2 separate regions of the Homo sapiens genome follow, and region 1 is linked to region 2. Evidence: read pairs that join two places in POLR2A ChIA-PET (ENCODE). Cell type or tissue: HepG2. All regions are shown on one strand. Each heading gives the region's core, and the rest is flanking DNA. Links, peaks and the distances in the headings are about the cores only.

Region 1 (4,382 bases), core at 238-4,237, 240 kb before region 2:
ATTATTTGCAAAAATTTGCTTCCATTCTGTGGGTTGCCTTTTCACTCTCTTGATAGTATCCCAGCTGGACGTGGTGGCTTACACTTGTAATCCCAGCACTTTAGGAGGCCAAGACAGGAGGTTCGCTTGAGCCCAGGAGTTTGAGACCAGCCTGAGCAAGGTGGTGAAACCCCGTCTCTACAGAAAAATTCAAAAATTAGCCAGGCATGGTGCCACACGCCTGTAGACCCAGCTACTCAGGAGGCTGAGGTGGGAGGATAGCTTGCTTGAGCCTGGGAGGTGAAGGCTGCAGTGAGCCGAGATCACACCACTGCGCTCCAGCCTGGGCAATAGAGGGAAACTCTGTCTCAAACAAACAAACAAACAACAACAACAACAAAACCCATAATATCCTTTGATACACAAAAGTTTTTAACTTTGATGAATTGCAATCTATTTGTTTTTTCTTTTGGTGTCACATTTAATAAATTGTTGTCAAATCCAACATCATGAATATTTGCCCCTATATTTTCATCTAAGAGTTTTTGTGTTTTAGTTCTTAGATGTAGGTCTTTCATCCTATTTTTTTTGAGATGTAGTCTCACTCTGTCACCCTAGGCTGGAGTGCAGTGGCACGATCATGGCCACTGCAACCTCCGCCTCCCAGGTTCAAGCGATTCTCCTGCCTCAGCCTCCTGAATAGCTGGGGCTACAGGCATGTGCCACCATGCCCGGCTAATTATTGTATTTTTAGTAGAGACGGGGTTTTGTCATGTTGGTCAGGATGGTCTCGAATTCCTGACCTCCCAAATTACTGGGATTACAGGCATAAGTCACCATGCCTGGCCTACTTCCTACTTTGTTTTTGTTGTTGCTGTTGTTTTTTGTTTGTTTTGTTTTTGTTTTTGTTTTTGAGACAGAGTCTCCCTCTCTCCCCCAGGCTGGAGTGCAGTGGCGCAATTTCAGCTCACTGCAACCTCCACCTCCCGGGTTGAAGCGATTCTTCTGCCTCTGCCTCCTGAGTAGCTGGGACTGCAGGCATGTGCCACCAATCCTGGCTTTTTTTTTTTTTTTTTTTTTTTTGAGATGGAGTTTCGCTCTTGTTTCCCAGGCTGGAGCGCAATGGCACGGCCTTGGTTCAGTGCAACCTCTGCCTCCTGGGTTCAGGCGATTCTCCCGCCTCAGCCTCCTGGGTAGCTGGGATTACAGGCATGTGCCACCACACCCAGCTAATTTTGTATTTTTAGTAAAGACAGGGTTTTACCATGTTGGTCAGGCTGGTCTCGAACTCCTGACCTCAGGTGATCCGCCCATCTCGGCCTCCCGAAGTGCTGGGATTACAGGTGTGAGCCACCGCGCCTGGCCTACTTTGTTTTTTAAGATATTACCTCCCTTGCAAGTTGTCAAGAGAATGAGAGTTGAAAGTGAAGCGCCTGCCACAGAGCTGGACACATAGTAGGTGCCTAACAAACAGCAGCTCTCCATAGGAGAAGGCTGGTTCAGTCCCTTCAGGTTGAAAGGACCAGAGACTTCTCGGGTTCCCTCAAGCACACTGGTAGCACAGCAGGTTCACAGGAAATCCTCCCTGTCTGCGCAATCTGGCCTGGGAGACTGGAATGTCGCTCAGTAGGCCGCAGGCCTCCATCTGGTTGTCCCTGCAGAAGTGTCCGCTGCTTCTCAGCACCCACAGCAGATTTTTGTTGCTGCTTCTCTTTTCTTCTAGTGCCACTGTCTAAATTTAGATTCCCCTGAAGAAGAGCCTGAGACGAGAACTTGGTAGCTTATTTTGGAGTTGATTCCAGGAAGCACAGCGCGGGAGAGGGAATGAGAGACAGGGGAGTGAGGAAAGACACTGAGCAGGTCACCTCTGCGGACAACTGGGCTCAGTCCCCCGCCAGGCCCGCTGTGGGGACGTGCAGAGCACAGCACAGCACTGCACGCCCAGGGATGGGAAGCCCAGGTACTGAGCCAGGGCCTGGAGGTTTTAAATCCGTGGCCCTTCTGGGTTACCCTGCACAAAAGGCTGAGCAAGTGTTCACTGCTCCAGAAAAAAACCCCTCAGGCTGAGAAGCAGAGAGATGGGGGTACTGAAGTGAAGCTTGTGTGTGCAGGGAACCACCGCCTACACCTGCAGGTGGACTAAGAAGCCCCAAGGGGATACAGCGCAGGGGACCAACAGCTCCTGCAACCACCACGGCCTCTCCGCCGCCTTACTCCTGCGTACTCCTGCATGCTTAAAGCTTCTACTGCCTCAACTTCTACTTTTAGCTGTCATCTCTGTGGATCTCTGGGTTTCTGTGTCTCTGCTGCACAAATCTCCACGTAAGCCTTGCGTTTCATCTGTCCACAAGAAACAGGTGATTGGGCAGGACTGTTCACGCTAGCCCAGCTCACAGGGCACTGACCTCCAGAGATGGCTGCCCTTGCCACAGTCACCTGATCCTCTTCCAGTCCATGTGTCTGAAGTCCGAGGAATAGAGCATAGCAACTTGTTCATAAAAACAATTTGTGGGCCAGGAGCAGTGGCTCACGCCTGTAATCCCAGCACTTTGGGAGGCCAAGGTGGGTGGATCATTTGAGGTCAGGAGTTTGAGACCAGCCTGGCCAACATGGCGAAACCCCGTCTCTACTGAAAATACAAAAAATAGCTGGGCGTGGTGACGGGCGCCTGTAGTCCCAGGTACTCAGGAGGCTGGGGTAGGAGAATCGCTTGAACCTGGGAGATGGAAGTTGCAGTGAGCCAAGATCATGCCATTGCACTCCAGCCTGGGCGACAGAGCGAGACTCTGTCTCAAAAAGAAAAAGAAAAAGAAAAAAAATGTCTGACACCTTCTCTAGTCGGGGCTGTGGAGTGACAGCACCCAGGGTCTCCTGGATGGCTGATCTGTAGTAAGTACTGTTACCCCCTTTACAAATGAGAGTATGGGGCTCAGAGTGTTGGAGAGACTGTGCCCGGAGGCCGATTTGGACCTGAGTGCAGTCTCCTGACTCCAAATCTCATGTTCTTTCCACTGAATGACTTTACCTCTTATGCAGGGAACAAACTCTCCAAGTGTTGAGTATCATGAAATCTTCCTATTTGGAGCCGGGTGCCGTAGCTCACGCCTGTAATCCCAGCTCTTTGGGAGGCTGAGGCGGGCGGATCACCTGAGGTCGGGAGTTCGAGACCAGCCTGACCAACATGGTGAAATCCCATCTCTACTAAAAATACAAAAATTAGCCATGCGTGGTGGCCGGCACCTGTAGTCCCAGCTACAGGGGAGGCTGAGGCAGGAGAATTGCTTGAACCTGGGAGGCGGAGGTTTCAGTGAGCCGAGATCGCACCATTGCACTCCAGCCTGGGCAACAGACGAAGACTCCATCTAAAAAAAAAAAAAAAGAAGAAGAAGAAATCTTCCTATTTGGGGTGTGGGTGTGGGAGTCATCTCCCGATAGAAAGGGATCTGCCCAGGGAACCTCAGGCTTTCCAGGGCTCTGGGTTCCTGGGTGGCAGCACCTGCGTGGATGTTCACTAAAGCCGGAATAAATAAACCTGTAGCTCTCGAGTCAGATGAAATACAACCTTTTCCTGCCGGGCGCAGTGGCTCATGCCTGTAATCCCAGCACCTTGGGAGGCCGAGGCGGGCGGATCACGAGGTCAGGAAATCGAGACCATCCTGGCTAACACGGTGAAACCCCGTCTCTACTAAAAATACAAAAAAATTAGCCGCGCATGGTGGCGGGTGCCCGTAGTCCCAGCTACTCGGGAGGCTGAGGCAGGAGAATGGCGTGAACCCGGGAGGCGGAGCTTGCAGTGAGCCGAGATCGCGCCATTGCACTCCAGCCTGAGTAACAGAGCGAGACTCCGTCTCAATAAATAAATAAATAAATAAATAAATAAATAAATACAACTTTTATGAAATTCTAGTGGAGGCGAGTCATAGTAGACATCAAAGATTTCAGAAAATTTTGTGGGAGAAAAGCATTAGACTGAAAAGAATTCTATGTATTCCCTTAAATATTTCTCGGAACTGGCGTGAGCTATTGGTACCAGTCAGGTTCCTGGTGGCAAACAGAAGAGACCAACTGGCTAGCTTGTGCAGGAAGGGGATTTATTGGGAGACCATCAGACAGCTCAGCAAATGGCAGGAAGGGTTGGACAAGGGATTACACACCTGTGATCCCATCTCTTTGGGAGGCCAAGGTAGGAGGATTGCTTCAGCACAGGTGTTCGAGACCAGCCTGGGAAACATGGTGAAACCCCATCTCTACAAAAAATACAAAGATTAGCCAGGTGTGGTGGCACATGCCTGTAGTTCCAGCTACTTTGGAGACTGAGGTGGGAGGATCACCTGAGCCCGAGGAGGTCAAGGTTGCAGTAAGCCATGATCACGTCACTGCACTCCAGCCTAGGTGACAGAGCA
Region 2 (4,382 bases), core at 302-4,301:
AGCTCTGACTCCTGGGTTCACGCCATTCTCCTGCCTCAGCCTCCCAAGTAGCTGGGACTACAGGCGCCCACCACGCCCAGCTCATTTTTTTGTATTTTTAGTGAGATGGAGTTTCACCGTGGTAGCCAGGATGGTCTCAATCTCCTGACCTCGTGATCCATCTGCCTCGGCCTCCCAAAGTGCTGGGATTACAGGCATGAGCCACCGCGCCCAGCCTTTTTTTTCTTTTTGAGATAGAGTCTCGCTCTGTTGCCCAGGCTGGAGTGCAGTGGCATAATCTTGGCTCATTGCAACCTCCGCTTCCTGGGTTCAAGCAATTCTTCTGCCTCAGCCTCCCGAGTAGTTGGGATTACAGGTGCGCACACACCACCATACTTGGCTAATTTTTGTATTTTTAGTAGAGATGGGGTTTCACCATATTGGCCAGGCTGGTCTCGAACTCCTGACCTCAAGTGATCCACCTGCCTCGGCCTCCCAAAGTGCTGGGATTATAGGCATGAGCCACCATGCCCAGCCTTACATACTTGTTTACAAGGCACTGTGGGAATACAAAGAATACAGACCCTGCCATCCAGAAATCTCTAGTCTGGCAGAGGAAACAAAAGCCATGCACACAAGTAATTGTAATATAGCCTCGGTTCTGAGCCAGGGATGTGCCTGGCACAGCACAGGGTAAAGCCCAGTCTGGGGCGCCTCTGGGCTGTCTGATTCTGTCTGGTGTAGGACTCCTGTGTGGCACAGAATCATCTTTGTGGCATTTAATTTTAAGAAATGATTTAGTAAAAATTAAAAAGTCACATATATACATGGTAAAAGTGACTCATACCTGTCTCAGTGTCTCAGCACTTTGGGAGGCCAAGGCAAGAGGATCACTTGAGGCCAGGAGTCTGAAACCAGCTTGGGCAACACTGTGAGACTTCGTCTCTTGAAAAAAAAAAAAAACATTAGCTAGGCACGGCACAGTGGCTTACTCCTGTAATCCCAGCACTTTGGGAGGCCGAGGTCAGAAGATCACCTGAGGGCAGGAGTTCCAGACTAGCCTGGCCAACATGATGAAACCCTGTCTTTACTAGAAATACAAAAATTAGCTGGGTGTGGTGGCATGCGCCTGTAATCCCAGCTAACTCAGGAGGCTGAGGTGAGAGAATCGCTTGAAACCGGGAGGCCGAAGTTGCAGTGAGCTGAGATCGTGCCACTGCACTTCAGTCTGGGCCACAGAGCGAGGAGACTCCATTTCAAAAAAAAAAACAAAAACTAACAAAAATGGCGTTGGATTGTGGGCTGCACTGTGTTGGCTGTAGATGAAGAGAACATGGCAGGGAAGGCAGCCCAGAGGGGCCCCGAGCCAGGCCTTACCCTGTGTTTTCTCTCACTCTCCTGAGTGAGCTGCTGGGATACCGGATGTGGGACAGGCAATTGGTGTCAGGACGTATCCCAAGCCCTTGAGCTGGGCCAGAGGGTCTGTCTGGTTTAGGACCCCTGTGTCAGCTTTGCCTGTTGGCTGCTTTGTGACCTCTGAGACGCTTTCCTTCCTGGTGTGTTTGGAAATAGCACTGCTTAGTCTAGTCTAGGCTGGTTCTTCCTGACCCAGCAGTGCCCTGGGGCTGGAAAAGCCCTACACCCTACCTGTTCCCTGCCCCAGGCAGGACAGCACTGAAGTCACAGTGAACAAAAAGAACCTCCTCCTCTGTACCCCAGCACCATGGCTCTCTGTAGAGCAGCTCGAGGGCATCTTGGTCACCATCCCTCATTAGGTCAGTTGCTACCAAGGCACTGTGAAAGCACTGCAGAGCTGCAGCCCATCAGGGTCAGAAAGGGACACAGGAAGACTCAGTTCTCTGGACATGAGTCTTGTATGTGCCACAGGCAGAGGGCTGGGAGGGGGCGGGGAGGGCAGGATGCCTGGGGATCAGAGTGCAGAGCCCATGAGGAGCACAGGCTGCACACCAGCTTCCAGGCCCAGCTCTGGCACAAATGAGTCTGTGTAATTCTGGGCAGGCGTGACCTCTGGGTCACTTTTCCTTAGTCTAAAGTGCGTTTTGTGATTTGCATCAACTCATTGGCGTTTTGGTGGCAAGAAGTGGCATGCCCACTGCAAGCCGTGTGCCTTCCCTCTGTGTCCTCCTAGGGAGAGCTGTTGCCTCCCTCTGTGTCCTCCTAGGGAGTCAGGGCCAAGGTGAGCCTGGCAGCGCAGGCAGTCTCATCTGCCACCTCCCGACTGACTGAGTGTGGGGGATAACACCACACCTTCCCTGTCCTCCACTCACCAGAGCAGGAGGGTGGGTGGGAAGAGCCCTGAGCCATAGCAGGCCTGTGTTCTGACGTCGTTTCAGATGGTGGAGAGCATGAAGTACCCCTTTAGGCAGGGCATGCGGCTGGAAGTGGTGGACAAGTCCCAGGTGTCACGCACTCGCATGGCTGTGGTGGACACAGTAATCGGGGGTCGCCTACGGCTCCTCTACGAGGATGGTGACAGTGACGACGACTTCTGGTGCCACATGTGGAGCCCCCTGATCCACCCAGTGGGTTGGTCACGACGTGTGGGCCACGGCATCAAGATGTCAGGTTAGCAGAGCCCCAGGCCAGAGGGACTGCATGCTGTGCTTCCCCAGGGACGGAGTGGGAGCACCTTCCTACTCGTCACAGCAGGTCAGCAGGTGGAGGTTGGCATGGCCCCCCTGCAGTGATGATACTGAGCTCCAGAGAGCTTGAGTAACTTGACAAAAGTCACTCCACTCAACTTGTGAGTGGTAAAATCAAGATTTGAACCCAGATGCTACCAGCCCCGATCCTCTCCCCTGTCAATGCGGGAGCAGTCTGGGTTTCGAGGGCTGAAGAGTCCCTACAGAGAGCTCTTGATGTTTTCTGGACTCAACCTTTCTGTCTGCTACTCTGGGGTGGGGGGTCCTGAGATACAGAGATACAGCTGAGAACACGTGCAGAGCAGCCCCACATTCCCAGGGGAGGCGTGTGGAGATGGCCCAGGAGCCGCCTCCAACTCCCTTCTCTCCCTCATTCCCTATCCATCTCCTCCAAAGAGAGGCGAAGTGACATGGCCCATCACCCCACCTTCCGGAAGATCTACTGTGATGCCGTTCCTTACCTCTTCAAGAAGGTGAGGTTCAGCTCTTGGGCGCTTTTCCCCTCAGCCATGGGTCCATTCCGGGCCTGAGGGACCTGGCTCTTCCCCTGGGACCATCCCTTTCCCTCCTGAGGCCTGCTTCCCTCACCCTTCCTCCTGGCCTGCCCAGGGAGTCCCCAGCTGTCCCATTCCTTTAAGGTACGAGCAGTCTACACAGAAGGCGGTTGGTTTGAGGAAGGGATGAAGCTGGAGGCCATTGACCCCCTGAATCTGGGCAACATCTGCGTGGCAACTGTCTGTAAGGTGAGCCAGGGGCCGGCTCTCCAGCCTCCAGATTTCTGAGCGGGGGGACCCATGTGGCCCAGAGCTCTAACCCCACTCGCCACCGTCAGGGGGTCTGTGTCCCAGCCTCTCATCACTGGCTGCACCCAGAGTCCCTGACTTTTGTGAGTGGGGCCTGGCCTGCCCCTTGCTCAGAATCTGCTTTCGTGTCAGGGTCCAAGGCTCCCTGGACGAGTGCTTATTCAACACCTGAGCCTGGTCCTGTGTCAGAGTAGGCCCCTCCCTGTCACCTCACTGGGGCCTTCTTGCTGTGTGCCATCTCCTTTGAGCGCTGGCCTAGGCAAGAGCCACAGCTGGGGTCACCTTGCTCCAAACCTCATCGCCTCCTCCTGAGCAGCACCCCCACCCCTCCTTGGCCCTCCTGGAGGAGGCTGCTGACTCGTCCTCGCCGCGGATCCGCTCCATGCCGGGCGCGTGTGCTCACCCAAGAACACGGTCCAACAGGATGGACGCGGCCCCTGCTGGCGTGGTGTTTGCTGTCTAGTGGGGAAGAGAAAGAATCCCACGCGTATGCATCACAGAAGTACTGTGTGCCCCAGAGAGGCTCAGGTGTCCTCCAGGAGGGCCATGCCCTAGATCCGTTTGGATCCATTTGCCTCGTGTCCCTATTGGGGTGCGGTACCAACCCAGGATGGGGTGCAGTTCATGATATGATCTGTCTGCCTGCTCCCCCCACCCCCCAGGTTCTCCTGGATGGATACCTGATGATCTGTGTGGACGGGGGGCCCTCCACAGATGGCTTGGACTGGTTCTGCTACCATGCCTCTTCCCACGCCATCTTCCCGGCCACCTTCTGTCAGAAGAATGACATTGAGCTCACACCGCCAAAAGGTAAGACTAGAGAGGCCACCACCTGCTGTCCTTGCCATCAGAAGGGGCAGGGTGTCCAGGCGCGGTGGCTCCCGCCTGTAATCCTAGCACTTTGGGAGGCCGAGGCAGGTGGATGACCTGAGGTCAG

Evidence for each region. Peaks named below come from ENCODE experiments on the same cell type or tissue, not always from the same donor. Only the 100,000 strongest peaks of a DNase experiment are listed, where the experiment ranks them.
Region 1: POLR2A ChIA-PET joins it to region 2 with 6 read pairs; 5 of 35 experiments call an interaction of 5 or more read pairs at or near these places.

The regions. Positions count from the first base shown.
Region 1 is chr22:40,981,140-40,985,521 of GRCh38, forward strand. No RefSeq gene overlaps it. Among named protein-coding and RNA genes, the nearest start is that of RBX1, 32 kb to the left of the region's middle. In HepG2, for the core only: no CTCF peak of the experiment used is centred there; no DNase peak of the experiment used is centred there.
Region 2 is chr22:41,221,687-41,226,068 of GRCh38, forward strand. It overlaps L3MBTL2 (L3MBTL histone methyl-lysine binding protein 2), which reads left to right. Exons shown (of 17, transcript NM_031488.5): 9 at 2,334-2,565; 10 at 3,039-3,115; 11 at 3,281-3,385; 12 at 4,108-4,255. Among named protein-coding and RNA genes, the nearest start is that of L3MBTL2-AS1, 6.3 kb to the left of the region's middle. In HepG2, for the core only: no CTCF peak of the experiment used is centred there; a DNase peak (open chromatin) is centred at 1,955.